2 separate regions of the Homo sapiens genome follow, and region 2 is linked to region 1. The links are chromatin loops, found by intact Hi-C in ENCODE. Cell type or tissue: Calu3. All regions are shown on one strand. Links, peaks and the distances in the headings refer to the core of each region. The heading gives the core; the rest is flanking DNA.

What was found. Peaks named below come from ENCODE experiments on the same cell type or tissue, not always from the same donor. Only the 100,000 strongest peaks of a DNase experiment are listed, where the experiment ranks them.
Region 2: a loop joins it to region 1, with 2.3 times the contacts of the local background. A loop is called at or near these places in 1 of 110 quality-filtered maps.

Annotation. Positions count from the first base shown.
Region 1 is chr20:12,008,342-12,016,247 of GRCh38, reverse strand. No RefSeq gene overlaps it. Among named protein-coding and RNA genes, the nearest start is that of BTBD3-AS1, 94 kb to the right of the region's middle. In Calu3, for the core only: a CTCF peak has its summit at 3,823 (motif pointing left); a DNase peak (open chromatin) is centred at 3,787.
Region 2 is chr20:12,174,067-12,181,972 of GRCh38, reverse strand. No RefSeq gene overlaps it. Among named protein-coding and RNA genes, the nearest start is that of BTBD3-AS1, 260 kb to the right of the region's middle. In Calu3, for the core only: no CTCF peak of the experiment used is centred there; DNase peaks (open chromatin) are centred at 3,882 and 4,172.

The sequences.
Region 1 (7,906 bases), core at 1,526-6,525:
ATAGGCTGGCACTTTTGCAAGTGAAGAGTTACAGCCCTCTAGCTCCCAAACAACTAAGGCATTAATTAATCTCACCAAATCTTCCTGATGAGATTGCATTCTCAGCCTGGCAGTATTTCATAAATGATATACAGTTCAAGTGGAGAGGGCCAGAAGATACAGACGTCCACTCAACGATCCAATGACAATGGACAACAAAGGCCACTCTACTTGAAGATAGTCTCCAGACATTTTAATCAAACTGAATTGCCATCAAGAGCTGAGGCCAAGCAACAAAACTCCTACATCATCAAGCTAGGCAATGTTCATGTAGGAAATTCACAGGCTAAAAGAGTGCAGACTGAAATCCAATCATTTAATTAAGGAATTACATCACCTTTGCCTGGATAACAGCAGAAAATTCTAGCATTGTATTCACCAAGCAAAACCTCCCAGGGGAATCTGCCAAAACCAAATGTCAAGTGGACTTGTCAAGGTCACACAATGACACAACAGTGAGAGATACAGTGAGAGACTAACTAGACCAGTACAAGAGCAGCAGTTGGTTGGTTCACAGCAATGGATGACAGTTTTACAATACTGTTCCTAGCCTGAGCCTCAAGAACTGAAGAGAGCATCCCACCATCAGCTTGCCAACAACAAATTCCTTTTTGTTTTTCTTTTTTTTTTTTTTTTTTTGAGACAGAATCTTGCTCTGTTGCCCAGGCTTGAGTGCAGTGACATGACCTCAGCTCACTGCAAACTCCACCTCCTGGATTCCAGTGATTCTCCTGCCTCAGCCTCCCAAGTAGCTGGGATTACAAGTGTGCAACACCCACCTCAGCTAATTTTTGTATTTTTTTAGTAGAGATGAGGTTTCACCATATCGGCCAGGCTGGTCTTGAACTCCTGAGCTCAAGGGATCTGCCCACCTCAGCCTCCCAGAGTGCTGGGATTACAGGTGTGAGCCACCAGGCCCAGCCGACCAACCACAAATTCCAAAGTCCCACCAGCTGATTTCCATGCCTAGTTTCCTTTCTGCATAGCTCCCAGAATAAAATATGGTTTCTCTAAAGATTGCCACCACCGTTTCATTAGGAGGCTTACTTACTTACTTAACTTCTTACAAATCACTGCAGAAAAAACAGAGGACAAAAAATTTTAAATAAATGAGTAATTTATACAGTTCTTGGAATCCTATCATCATTGTCTATAATGTAGCGCTGACTCTATTCTTAGTTGCTCTTGCAAATCACTTCTGACTTTGCATTTTCTTTGGTCATTTAGAAGGTATCTAGTTTGCACCCTTTTACAACACACTATTTGTGGGTGATTACATCAGCCATCTGTTTTAGCTCATGCAGGACCTGGTTTCAAGAAGGGCCTCTTCTTAGGGAAGACCTGAATATGCAAGACAACACAATAAGTATTAATTGATGTCACTGGCTCCTTTCTTGTTCAAGATGGTAATTGAATTTGAGAGACATCATAGACTGAATATTCTCCTCAAAATGGCCTTTACACTACATTCTCACATGCCAATAAAGCAAATAACATACACTTTGAGTTGCTGAACAATATGTTGTATATAGATAGAAATGTCTATGACACTATGTATAGATAAAGTTTAGGAGTGGTCCACTCTAAAGTTTAGGAGTGGTCTGCAGAAATCCATTACATTTAATCATGTAACCGTAAGCATACATTTCTAAGCCAGAAATAACGTGAATTTACACGTGCCTTTCTTATGACCCAGCAATCTTGATACTAGTTTTTATGTGAGAAATGAAAACATATGCCCACAAAATATCTTGTACAGGATTATTTATAGCAGCTTTATTCATACTAACCAACAATTGGAAACAATCCAAATATTCATGAACAGGAGATTTGAGAAATACATTGTGGTATATTCATACAACTGAATACTGTTCAGCAATAAGAAGAAACAACCTTGATACACGCAAGTACACAGTTGAATCTCAAAAACAAAACATGATAATGGGTGAAACATGCCAAACAAAAGTGCATTCTACATGACTTCCTTTATGTTAAATTCAAGAATGAGCAAAACTGTTCTATAGTGATAGAAAACATAAGTGTGATTGGCTAAAGATGAGGAGAGCTGGCTGGAAACAGGAGGGAGTTTCTGGGGTGATCTCTTGATCAAGATATATACAATCATTGATCCATGTACATAATATTCATGCATTTCAATCTGTAAATTATACCTCATTTATGAAAAATGTTTAACAAAACATAATATTGGCATATTTGGAAAATATATCCTATAACCCATATGCGTCTGTATACACTCTATGTAAATAAGTTCACTTTGTGTTATTAAACAGTAAGTTCATCATTAACTCTGTTTTCCTGAGTGTCCCTGTCTCCGCCAGTTAAAGTAGCATCACAACATCTTGGCAGTCAATCCTACAGTCAGGAAGAGCTAAAGACCCTCAGGTGATACTTCAAGCCCTTCCTATCTATGCACACTAGCAAATACAACAAACCTAATTAACGGAAAGAAAAAAAAGGGCTTCAAGCATACTTCAGAATCTACCAAATATTACCATAGCTTTGAGTGCATCTGAAGCACTCCCCCAAATCCACCAACTTAAAACTGAAAAAGAGGAAGAGCTGGAGTTGCCAGCATTCAATAAATCATTAAATACTGTCAGCATGGTTGTCTGCTTGGGATGAGCTCTAAGCCTTGATTGAAATCTCTCCAATAAATCAAATGGAGCAAGGTGATCTTTGTAATTGCCCATAAATAACATTCTGCCCTTATATCTTAGACAGAAAACTAGAATTTGAGACCTGCTGGCAATGAGACAAGCCTCAGATGTCAATGCAGCACACACATCGGGGTGCCAGCCTTAATATCAGAGCAAGTCCAGATTTGAAGAAAATTGTCACAATTTTAAAAACAACAAGGACCGTCAAACTGTCAATGCTAGAGAATATTCTCACACAAAGCAAAATAGGATTGGCTATAATGCTTTCACACCTGCATTCTTGAGTCTAGTCCCTGGAAAGGTAATAAGTGCTGAGAAGGATGGGAATAGAAGAGAATCCAGAGAAACACATACCGGAAGGACCATGGCATTCCCCATTGGCCAGATTTCATAATTGGGATAACTATGGTGACTTTTAGTCGCAATGCAAATGCACTGAACATTTTCACTTGTATTCTCTTTTGTCAGCTCCAATGACTCATACGTTTGAAAAGCTAAAGTTTGTGGAAGCCTCATTTCCCACCGATGAGGTGATATGGGCTTAAATGTCATCATTGAGCAAACTGTGTCGCTCTTTAACTTCCTGGTCAGGACCCAGCCACTCTCGATCTTTCCAGGTAATAGCAAAATAGAAACAAAAACAAAAAACAGAATCTTAATTAAAACTATTATTTCCTTTAATATGAGAAACAAAAAGAGTGCTAACCAATTAATGAATTTAGTATTTGCACTCTGCTTAAGTATAAATGCCTAAATTATTTTTGTGAAGTCAAGTTAGAAGCCCTAACCTATTTATGAAATAAGGTTGTTGAAAATTAGGAAGTGAGTTATCTTCCTAGAAGGTCATTATACCAAATGGTATTGGTGCCCCAGTAACGGTGACCTGCTGCAGGCAGCTGCCAACTCCCTGTCTGTGGGCTTTCTCTCTGCTCCCACCAAACAGGGCTGAAATGCTGGTGAGTTCATACCTCAAGAAGCAGGCTTCGGCTAAGGAGGAATGAGAGTTAATAAATAAATACCCCAGCTTCTCACCACTTCCGAGGGACAATTCTGAAGTGTGTTCTACACTGCCCCCTAAAGGTTCCCAATGGAATTGAGCCTTGTCTCCCCCTGGTGTAGCCTGTCATTAACACACTGTTGGTCTCCTTCCCTTTCTGGTCTCAGCACCTTACTTCCCTGTAGGTACTTCTTGCAATCACAATTGCACATAATTGATTTGCATCTCAATCCTAGACTCAGGGTCTGTTTCTAGGGAAACCCAAGCTTTGATGCCACAAGAGGATTTTATTAGACCAAAAAGAGCTGCACAGATCTTGATAAAAGCTCCCTGTGATTCAGGAAATATAAAAATAAGACTTCCCCACCAGCTTCTAGGAAGTATACACTGCTCCTTCGATAGGCCAAAAAGGGAGAAGTCTGGACTGACATTCTAGTTACGGAGCGTTGGTGGATTGTCAAGTTGTCTGACATTAAGTTTGGAAAGATAAGGGAAATTATTTTTCTCTCAACTATGCAAGCAAAAAACTTAAAATAACTCCCTATAGTGTTAACCCTACTTAGAAACAGATGAATGGCATGCCAGCCTAAAGCCAGTTGTTTGCCCCATGCCTCTTAGAGAAAATTTTAATAGCAAACCTCTGTCAGGGTTTTTCTTTTCCCATTCCTGCCTCTGTTAGTCAGCCTATCAGATATACATGACCATTTAATCCATCAGCATAGTTAATGGATTCCTGAGATCCTTCACTCGTATTTGGAAGTGTCAAGGACACTTTGTGATGCCTGTGGAATTCAGGCTGGAAAGATTCACAGCGGCATGTTGGAGGTGGACAATGAAGTTCTGGCACTTTCTATCCCTTCGAAGAAGAAAACTAGCCTTTCAAGTCTGCAAGACATAGGGACAATAGACCCTTTGGGGCAGTCTGGAGGAGACCCTTTTTTCAGGATTTATACTGGGCAGTGTATCTGTGTGGGAAGGAAGGTGGACTGAAAGGTGAAAGATGCTGGTGCTGGCAAGCAGTGTGACATTGGTAGGTCAACTTGATCTTTCCTCCGCCTTGGTTTCTTTCCCTCTGAAATGAAGGGAAGGAAAGAAAGAATTTTTCAGCTCTTTAATTCTAGTCTCTAAGAGTAATGCTAATTTATTATTCAGGTCAGTGATGGTAATTGTTAAAAAAAAAACAAAAACAAACAAAAAAAAAAAACGGCTGTAATAATCTCCTAGGGCTTGAATGTGTCCTAACTGATGGATACTGGTTTGGGAAATTGTGCTTTTTGTAATTCAAAGTCCCCTTAGCTAAACTCTTTAAGGAATTCCTGTAATAGCCTTGCTGGTAAAATTCAGAAAGTATCTCTCTCTTTCAGCAAAATAAATTCAGAACCTGGGAACATAAAATGAAAAGGAAAAAATGTTCAAGACTTTCAAGACTTTACCAGGAAATGAAAGTTAAGACAATAAAGTTGCAAGTAGTCATTTTGAAAGAAAGTGTGTTCTCATCACCATGCCAGTTGGAAACATACATACTTTTGAGCCCCAACCACTAGTGGTGGGAGCAAACAGTGTTTGGGGTAGAGATGGGGCTTTAGTTCTAACCGTAATTCCCAGTCTCCCCATTATTTCTTAATGTCAATATACACGTTCTCAGGTTTCTTACTGATTATGTAAATTACTTTTCAAATCAACTAAAAGATACTCATCTTCTGCCGGGCGCGGTGGCTCACGCCTGTAATCCCAGCACTTTGGGAGGCCGAGGCGGGCGGATCACGAGGTCAGGAAATCGAGACCATCCTGGCTAACATGGTGAAACCCCGTCTCTACTAAAAATACAAAAATTAGCCGGGCATGGTGGCGGGCGCCTGTAGTCCCAGCTACTCGGGAGGCTGAGGCAGGAGAATGGCGTGAACCCGGGAGGCGGAGGTTGCAGTGAGCCGAGATTGCGCCACTGCACTCCAGCCTGGGGAGAACGAGACTCCGTTTCCAAAAAAAAAAAGAAAGATATTCATTCTCTCCTTACCTCACTCCTTGTTTCTCTACAGTTTGCTATACTTACAATTCCTCACTGTAACACTTCTAAACATGGAATACCTCAACCTGTCCTCCTTTCACAGATGGAGAAAGTAAGTTTCAGAAGTACTAAGTAAGGAATGTAGCCAAGATGCAAACCTATGTGGGCCCAAATCATATATAATATTTTTCTCCTTTAAATGTTATTCATTTTAATTATTGCATATATAGTAATGTTCATTGTAACACAAAAAATAGAAGATGTATGAAGAAAAATATGAAAATTATTGTCTAACTTTAGAATCTTGATCTTTGGAAAGATGTTTATGACATGTTAGTCTTTTATTTTTATATTTTTATACAGATGCACCTTGGCTTACTGTGGGGTTATGTCCTGATAAAGCCATCATAAATTGAAAATATTAAAAGTTCATTTTTAGCTTATAATATTTTCAATTTATAACAGCTTTATCCAGACATAGCCCCATTGTAGGTGGAGTAGCATGCTGACTGCATATTGCTTTTGGACCATTGTAAAGTTGAAAAATCGTAACTCAAACCATTCTAAGTTGGGGACTGTCAGTACAGTCATATATGTCTGTCCCTTACTGGCCAAACTTCTGCAGATATTATCCTAGAATTTCTGCTAATTTTTCTTCTTCTGCATTTGCACATTTGATGAACCAGGGGTTTATTTTTTATATGGTAATAAGATAGGTATCTAGTTTTATTTTCTCTTCTATAGATAAGTTACCAAATAAAGCATCTTTTTTTCCAGTGAACTGAAATCCCACCTTTGCCACATTTCTGGTTCCCATTTGTACTTGGTTCTATGTCTGGACTATTCTATCCATTGACCTCTTTGTCTGCTCTAATAGTGAAATGTTTTGATTGCAGTGGCTGTAGTAGGCTGAGAAATGCCACCTCCCCCACTCCAAAAGATATCCACACCTTAATCACAGGAACCTGTAAATGTTACCTTATTTAAATTTATAAAAAGCTTCTGTAAATGTGATTTTGAGGATTTTGAGATGAGAAGATTATCCCGGATTATTGGCATAGGCCTTAAATGCCATCACAAAATATGTGCTTATAAGAGAAGACAGAGGGAAATTACAAAGACAGAAAATCACAGAGGCAGAGACCAGAGTGATGTAGCCACAAGTAAGGGAGTACTAGAAGCCAACAGAGGCTGGAAGAGGCAGGGAACGAAAGACCTCCTAGAGCCTCCAGCACAAGCATAACCTTGAGGATTCCTTGATTTCAAACTTCTCCAGAACTGTGAGATAATAAATCTCTGTTGTTTTAAGCCAAGTTTGTAGTAATTTACTACAGGAATAATAGAAAACTAATATAAGAGCTTTTTACATTTTTAATAAATGTTAAATCACATGTCTAGTCATTCCTTTTTCAAAATCTTGAATTTTATTTAGTCTTTCAATGGAATTATTAATTATTTTGACCAAGTCCAATTCAGATTAAGATTGCATTATATTTATATATTAAATTGGGATAAATTGGTATTTTTATGATATTAGTCCTCCCATCCAAAAATAAGGTATTTTTCAAAATCCCTTGTTTGATATACTTGAGTAAGATTTTATAATTTTCTTCATTTCTGACATATAACTAAAAAAAATGAGAAGGATATAAGTATTTTATTATTTTGTTACTAGTACAAATAATTTCTTCCCATTTCTAACTTGGTTATTCTGTTATAGAAAGAGGCTGTCGATTTTATGTATTTATCCAGTCCCTCTCACCCCCAATCTCTATGTTCTCCTAATTATTTTAATAGTTGCTTATAGTTGCTTTAGTGGAGTCTGTTTAATTTTGTAAGAATACAATAACTGAATCTCTTCCTTTGCTGTATTTATGCTGATTATTTTATTTACTATTTTCATTGCATCAATTAGCACTTGTCAAACACTGTTCAATTTCCATAGTAATAAAAGTCATCTCTAATTTTTCCATATTGTAACAAAATTGATTTCAGGATTTTACCATCCATTCTCATGTTTTCTGTTAAGTAAATAATCTTTATCATGGCTACTTCCCTTCTATTCAAATTTTACTTAAATTTTTTTTTTTAAGACTAGATGATGAATTTTATAAAGTAACCCTTCACTAGCTAGTGGTATAATTATATGGTTTTCCCTCTAATTTGTTGAAATATGGAGCCACGTAA
Region 2 (7,906 bases), core at 1,836-6,835, 170 kb before region 1:
CTGCCTTAGCCTCCCAAAGTGCTGGGATTACAGGTGTAAGCCACTGTGCCCTGCCAAATTTGCCTCTTTTAGGTACCTGATATACTCCTGACCTCAGGTGATCCACGCACCTGAGCCTCCCAAAGTGCTGAGCCACCACACCCTGCTGAATTTGCCCCTTTTAGGTACCCAATGTAAGTGGAATTATATATCTGTCCTTCTGTGTCTGGTTTATTTCATTTATCCTAATGTTTTCAAGTTTCATCCATGTTGTGGTATATATCACAATTTTGTTCCTTTTTAAGACTCAATAATATTCCATTGTGTGTAAATACCACATTTTGTTTATCAATTTACCTCTTGGTGGATTGTGAATATTGTTGCTATGAACATTGATGTACTAGTATTTGTTTGAGATCTTGCATTAATTTTTTCTGAGTATATACAAAGGAGTAAAATTGCTTCATCATATGGCAATTCTATGCTTCATTTTTTGAAGAATCATGGCAAAGAATTTAAATTGACATTTCTCCAAAGAAGGTACAAAAATGTTTAATAGGCACATAAAATGGCTCAACATCATCAGGCATAAGGAAAATGCAAATAAAAAACACAATGAGATGTCACCAAACAATCAGAATTTTTTTTTTAATGAAACTCAACAACACCTACTACTAAGGAGAAGGTGGAGGCAACTGGATCCCTCATCCATTACTGGTGGGAATGTAAAATGGTACCGACACTTTGGAAACAGTTTGCCATTTGTTATAAAGTTAAACGTATATTTGCTATATGAGGCAGCAATCCTACTCCTGGGTATTCACCCAAAAATAATGAAGACATATCCACAAAAGACCCGCACAACTATGTATATAGGAAGCTTTATTCATAACACCAAACTGAAAATAACCCAATGTCTCTCACTTAGGAATGGATACAACACTGTGATACATTGATGCAATGAAATACCACTCAACAATAAAAAGAAATGAACTACTGATATACACATAAACAGGGATGAATCTGAAAAACATTAAGCTAAGTAAAAGAAGAGCTAGACCAAAAGGCTGCACACTGCATGATTTCCTTTATATGACAGTCTGGAAATGGAAAAACTACAGGGACAGAAAACATAACAATAGTAGAAGATGGAGGTGTAGGACTCTTTGAGGTGATAGAAATATTCTATATGGTAATCCTAGTTGTGGCCATATGGCTACACTTTTGTCAAAACTCCAAGAACTGTCCCTATAAAATGTGAATTTTATTACATATAAACAATACCTTAACATACCTAACAAAAGAAAAGAAAAATCCTCCAGAAACATAACACTACATATGTGTTCCTGTATCAGTGCATTAGATATTTTATTTTCTGTCATTTTTTCTCTCCAACAGAAAAGATAAACACTGAGGTGGGAGAGCAGTGGCTCTCAGATGCTGTAACTGGACTATGCCTTAAATCTCATTTTCACAAAAATGAGCCGAAATAAATGATACACTGGTGACTTGGCGGCACAAAGAAGAGAAAAAGCAGACAAAATAACATGACATGATTTCATTTGTTGAAATTTATGAAGTAATTTATTTATAATGATTACAGCTGTGTAAATACCCATAATCAGGCTTACAAGGGCCTTATGCAAACTCCATTCTTTGTGCATCCAATTTTCTCCCTGAGAACGTGAACCCAGGGGAGTGGAACGTACACAAGAAGCTTGAAAGAGCACAGACTTTCAGGACAAGACTCAGCCAGCACCAAAACATACTGCTTGGTAGATTACCAAAGCTAAGCCCAACTTCCACTTGAAAATGTAACTCAAGACACATTTACTATATAAAACTCGAATTGCTTACTGCTTATAAGCCTCTTTGAAAATGTCAATATTGCTTATCAGTGTTTGAGATTATAGGAGAGAATGAAGCTAGGAAAAATGTGTTCTGTTTGGTGCTTTCATCATACACTATTTTCTTCCGTTCTCATCAGCCTATAATAGAGATTTATGGGCTCCATTTAGTATAATAATAAACAAATTATCTTTAAATCAAGGATCAGCTGTTTGAGTTGAACAGATAACATCTGCTGCAAATCATATAGTGGGAGCAGACCTAGTCTGAGTTATACATACCCTCCCTTCTCTTCCTTATCCCCTTTGTTGCCTGCCCTGTTGTTGTTCTTATTTTAATGCCAGTCAACATCCCATGGCTGATTTGGGAGAGAGAGGTGGAAGGAAGAGGAGATCATCTCAGGCAATTTACCACCATCAAAGAAGTAGAATTCACCACATTCACACTGTGAATGCATTACCATCTTTTACTTTAGATGATACTGACAATCTGTGAGATGAAGAGAAAGAAGAGTTTCAGGGTAAGTGGTAGCTAACAGTTGAGGTAATTGTTCGAAAAGTATTGCTGATTACCTTAAATTTTCAATAAGCTATCTGCTCTTTAAGCTATAATCCACCATTCTCATATCTAAAAGTCTGCAACATCCTTGCATTAAAGGTGTCTAAAAACTGTATGGTTCAGATCTTTGCCCTCTTCATTATTAACTTTAACCAAAGATTGATTTTGAAAGAAAATAAAATATCACAGGCAGAAAGTTTATGTTATCTCTAACTTCATTACTCATACTTGGGTCATTTAATGTATTCGATCATTATTTATTTAAAGAACATAAAGCTGGTGTGACTTGTGATCTGTAGAATATAACAGATATAACAGATCTAACGTCCAGTCCACTCTTTCATTTAACAGGTATTGGCTGGTCACCTCCCAGGCTGGTTGTGAGAGATGACAGTCAACAAGATAGGTGAATTGCACATCCTTCATGGAATGTAATATTCTAGAGCAAACAGGGAAATAAGAGCAAAACATATACAAAGGAGGTAAGAAGAGAGCAAGGTGAAAAATCAAAGAAATATGTAACCAAGTAAAAAAGACAATGGCCTGAGACCTAAGAAAGATTGAGTTCAGGAGACAACCTGCATCTCCCTCAATTGCTAATGCCTGAAAGGCATTGGTATGGTATAGCTTTACAGCTGGAAGGGTAGAGAGACAACTGAGTCTATGTAAAATGGTTCTTCATTGTACATATATTCTACATATAAGAATAGCAGGTTCCAAGAGAAAATCCAGGCTACTCCAGGCCACATACAAAGTTTTGGGTGGGCACCTATGCCCTCAGCACACTGCAAGAATTGAGTAAAATTTGGAGTCATCTCATGCAATGGATCTTTGTGACACCCCACTTTCTTTCTCCCCCACCTCTAAACTTCTTTTGAATTCTTCTGCCAACTTTGAGACAATTGCTTGTGGAGTCATGCTCACCATTGCTTTGGAGAAGTCTTCTAGACACAGGCTTTAAGCCTGTCTAACCACCTCCATCCTGTATTTCTCCGGGTAGTCCTTTGTGGCTCAGAGGAACAACATCTTCAATGATTGCATCTGCTGACATTGGCATAGTATGTCACTGGACACAGAACTCCTTAATGGACAATATTGCATTTGATTCTCATAATATTGCTAAGCAGATATTATTATTTCCACATTATAAAAGAGGACTTAGGCCTTGGGAATTAGGCCACATGGTCTATCCAAGTTCATATACCTGCTTCTAAATGGCAAAGCTGTAGCTTAATTCCTGGCAGAATGACTATCTGTTCTGTTTACTCTGAACTAAGGGGGTCCCAGGAAGTGGGACTTTTAGTGCTAAAACCAGAATAGTCCCAATCATCCCAGGTCATTTGGTAACCATACTACCAAATCTATTTAATTTCATGTTTAGTATATGAGAGCAGGACTCTGGGGTTTGCTCTTTCCCCAGGTTCTAGGGCAAATCATTTTAATTGGCCAGTGATCCCAGAGATATATAATGAGTCACCACCCCTGCCACCCATCTGACTCCGGCAGCTGTGTTTTTCAGTGCCACATGGTTGGATGGCCATGCTTTGAAAATACAAACCTAACAACAAGATATTAAACTTTAAAATAGCAGAGCAGGCTCCAAATATTCCTGTCCCACCCACTTTTCAGCAGTTCCTGGGCTCTTCTTTGCCTAATGGGAGCATTGGCTTGAGAAGAGGAAGCGAGTTATTTTTAAAGTTTTGCACACATCTCATCAGAGTTTGTGACAATGCACCATTCATGCTGGGTTAATCATTACTGTGGGTGTCCCAGGAGTGACAGTGAGCAATTTTATGAAAACTTTATAGTCAGTAACATTACTCCCACGGCATGGCAGAGAAAGGAGCAAGGCAAAGCTGAACAGCTCCTCCCTGTCACTTGAGATTGAGGAAAATGCAACACTGACAAATATCAAATTGTAAGGACAGAAAACGAGTAAGCTCCTTTTGAAACAATTTTAATGGAATTATACAAAGAAGTTAGAAAGATGACTAGAGAAAGCATTCTAGATAAAAAGTATTTAATTAGTTTTAAAGTTTTTAAGTTGTATATGTTTTAAAATATGTAAGAAAACCATGTTTCTCTTAATAACAACAAAGAACATTATGTTGAAAATCTATAACATGTCAGATACTCCTCTCAGGATTTTACTGTATTGATTACTTACAATACTTGTATTAAATCATCATCGTATTAAGGAGTTGAAGATACTTTGTGTATTGCTTCCATTTTCACAGTTGGGGAAACTATACACAGAGTGGTTCAAAAACTAGAACAGAAACACATTCAGTGCAAGATGGAGCTGGGATTTGACCCCAGGCTCTCTGACTCCAGAGCTGATATGCCTAAGCACCACACTACATTTCCAGGGTACAAAAAATTTCTGTCCACCACGACTGCTACTAAAATCTCCAGATATTCACAGACATAAATAAACTATGAGCAGAAGAATAGTTTGCTTATAGGAGAAGATTTGAAGTACAGCTCTTTGGCAGGAGGGTGAAGCCCTGTGACTTGGTTCTCTCAGTGTTTCCTGATAGTGAAATTCAATCAAAAAGGAGCCTGCCCAAATGCTCTTATTTGTATTTAATTAAAAATTGTTCTCTATGAAGCTTTTCCTTAGAATATATACACATGATTTCTAGATTAAATAGTAGCAAAGTAACTGAGCCTGCCATGTATTTTTCTATCTTTTATTAAAATACCCACAAATATAAACAAATTAAAGAAAAAAACAACACTGGAAATAACAATGCAAACGAAAGTTAAGAGAAGACCAGATGCCATGTGGGAAGGGAATTTCTACTAACTACAACCAAAATGGGTTGGGTTAGGGACTTTAATTTTAAACTACACAATACTTGCTCTATACTCAGAGCAAGTTCAAAATAGGCCGAGAGAAGACAGAAGAAGACTGATTCATTCTCACTCTTTGTATTACATCCTAGATGAAGGGGCTGCGTGATTCTGAAAGATGGGAAGCCATGTCCCAAAAGCTAAGAAGTCATGCCCTGAGCTATCCTGAGGGTTCTCCCTCCACCTTGGGCCCCACCTGCATCTTTTTTACTTCGTCCTCAGGAAACTGTGGCTTCCAGCATGCACTGTGGCAGAAGGTAGAGTGGGAGGCTTAGAGACAGGTTGTGTCCTGAAATGTTTAGTTATATAAGGGTAAGCCTTGGAAGACAGGGTAGAAATGGAAAGAACCCTGCCCGAGGACCTTCAAGATGAACCATTTTGGGTGTGAGAGTGGAGGAAAGTAAATTGGGAGAGGTAGAAAAGTGTTTGAATCTATCTCTGGCTTGGTTTGATGCCAGAAGGAAAAGGTAGGCCATAAAGCCAGTCAACCCCCATTTTAATTGGAAAACATTTGAACTCATCATGCAATATCAGCTGTTTTTCCTTTAACATATAGGATTAAAGGGAAAAAAGTTTCATAAAAATATATACATATATGAAAAATGATTCTAGAATTCACAACAAAATTTGGAGAATATATCTTCATTTCTTTCCATGAAAGAAGGCAAGTAATCAATAAACTGAAACTGGGAAAATAAGTACAATTCTCAACGAGGGGTATCAAAATAGATTCAAGAAAGTCTGGCTAAAATAAAATTTAAGAATAAATGGAAGTGGAAAATTCAATTTTAAATAAAATAAAGATTAAAATAAAGATCAATAAAGAGCATTATGGTAACTGCAGAAAATGAAAGCACTGAGGATCTTGCAGTCCAGAGAAGACAAGCAGAGGAAATGATGCCAGCAGTACAGTGGACTAAGCACCATGTTAATCCTATACACAGAATGATATAAAAGCACAAAGCCAGGCACTTGACTCAGTCTAAGTCTTCCTGGAAGATGCTACACCCAAGCTGAATCTCCAGGGCTGAGTAGGAGTTACTCACAGAAAGAACATAGCTGATAGAACTGATAATACAAACATAGCAGGGAAACAAGAAGTGTTTTATACATGATGAATATTGCTAAGTCATAAATAGTAAGCTAGGGAGTGGTGAGAGATGAGACAGTAAAAGGTAAGTAAAGGCAGGCCATAGATTCTTTCTTATGTAAGGAAGTAACCTTTAGTAGGTGTGAAGCAGAGAATGGAATGATAATATTATAGACCGCTGGGAAGGTGTTTGGAAATATAGAATTTAAGGAAGCAAGAAAAATTAAAGAACAGGAAGTAGGCTGTGAAAGTGGTCCCTATTATAAATAATGGCAGCCTGAATTCATGCAAGAGTATCACAGATGGAAATTGGGAGTTGAATTCAAAAAAAGTTAAGGAGATGATATTCAGGGTTTATTAAAATCCTTGATGTTTGTCTAGGGGAGGCTTTTAGCTTGGGACATAATTAGTTCCAATAATCACAAATGGGCCTACAGGAGTAGAGACCCATTGGAGGGGAAAGAGGAGTACAGTTTTAAGCAGTATGATTTTGATATTCTTCTTGGCATCAAGAAGGCATATTGAGCAAGAAGTTGAATATATGACTCTAAAGTCTAGGAAAGCAGTCAAGGCTAGATACAATTTTGTGTGTCACCAACACATAGAAAATGTTTAAACCCATGAGAATGAGTAAAACCATTGGAGAGAAAGCAATGAGAAGAGTAGTGAACTCAGGACAGCAGACTGAGAAACACCAAGTACAAACAGAAGGCAGAGAGATCCTAAACTGAAAGTAAAAAATAAGTCAAAACATCCAGGACCACTAGGGATGTATGGGCTGCAAACGTCAAAGAGGTGTTACGTTTCAAGAAGAAGAGGGCAATTCGTAGTGTTATATGTAGCAAAAGCAAGGGGTGGTAGGTAAGGGGTACCGTAGTCTTAGTATCAGGAGATGTCCAATGACATTAGCAAGTGGGCTTTTCAAAGAGGAGTGAAAAAGAAGCCCAGACTCAGTGGCTTAAGTTAGCTGATAAGGGGAACGTGTTTGGATAGAAGAACTAGAAGGAAATGTGGGCTCAAGAAAAAGCATTTTCAGAAGGAAGGGGACTTAGCCAAATTTATAAACTCTTCTGAAGGAATTATTTGGAGGAACAGGTCAAAGGTAAACTTGATGGAGCAGTTCTAAGAGGAAGCAGGAGGGGAAAATATAATGCAACCTCATATCTGTTCCTGCAGGCTTAGATTTAGCTCTCTGCCTGTTCTCAGAGCAGGGTGTCCCAAAGTTTAGTATGCATCAAATTACCTGGAGTCCTCACTAAAACACAGACTTATGGCCCCAGACCCAGAGATTTTTATTTAGAAGGTCAAGGCTGGACCCAAGAATGAGTTGTTTCTAGCAGCTTCCAGGTGATATTGATGCTGCTGATCAAGGAGCCACATGTTAAATGTTTTTCTTTTCCTCAAAATTATGCTTTTTCCTCCTCTGTGCCTTATTCACCCTGTTCTATCTGAAAGGTCATCTCTAATATTACCTACAGTTTTCTTTCAGCTCTCTAACATTTTTAACAAGTGCTATGTCCTTCATAAAGTCCTTTGCAGTTTATCCCAAGTAGATGTTGATGTCCTACATCTATC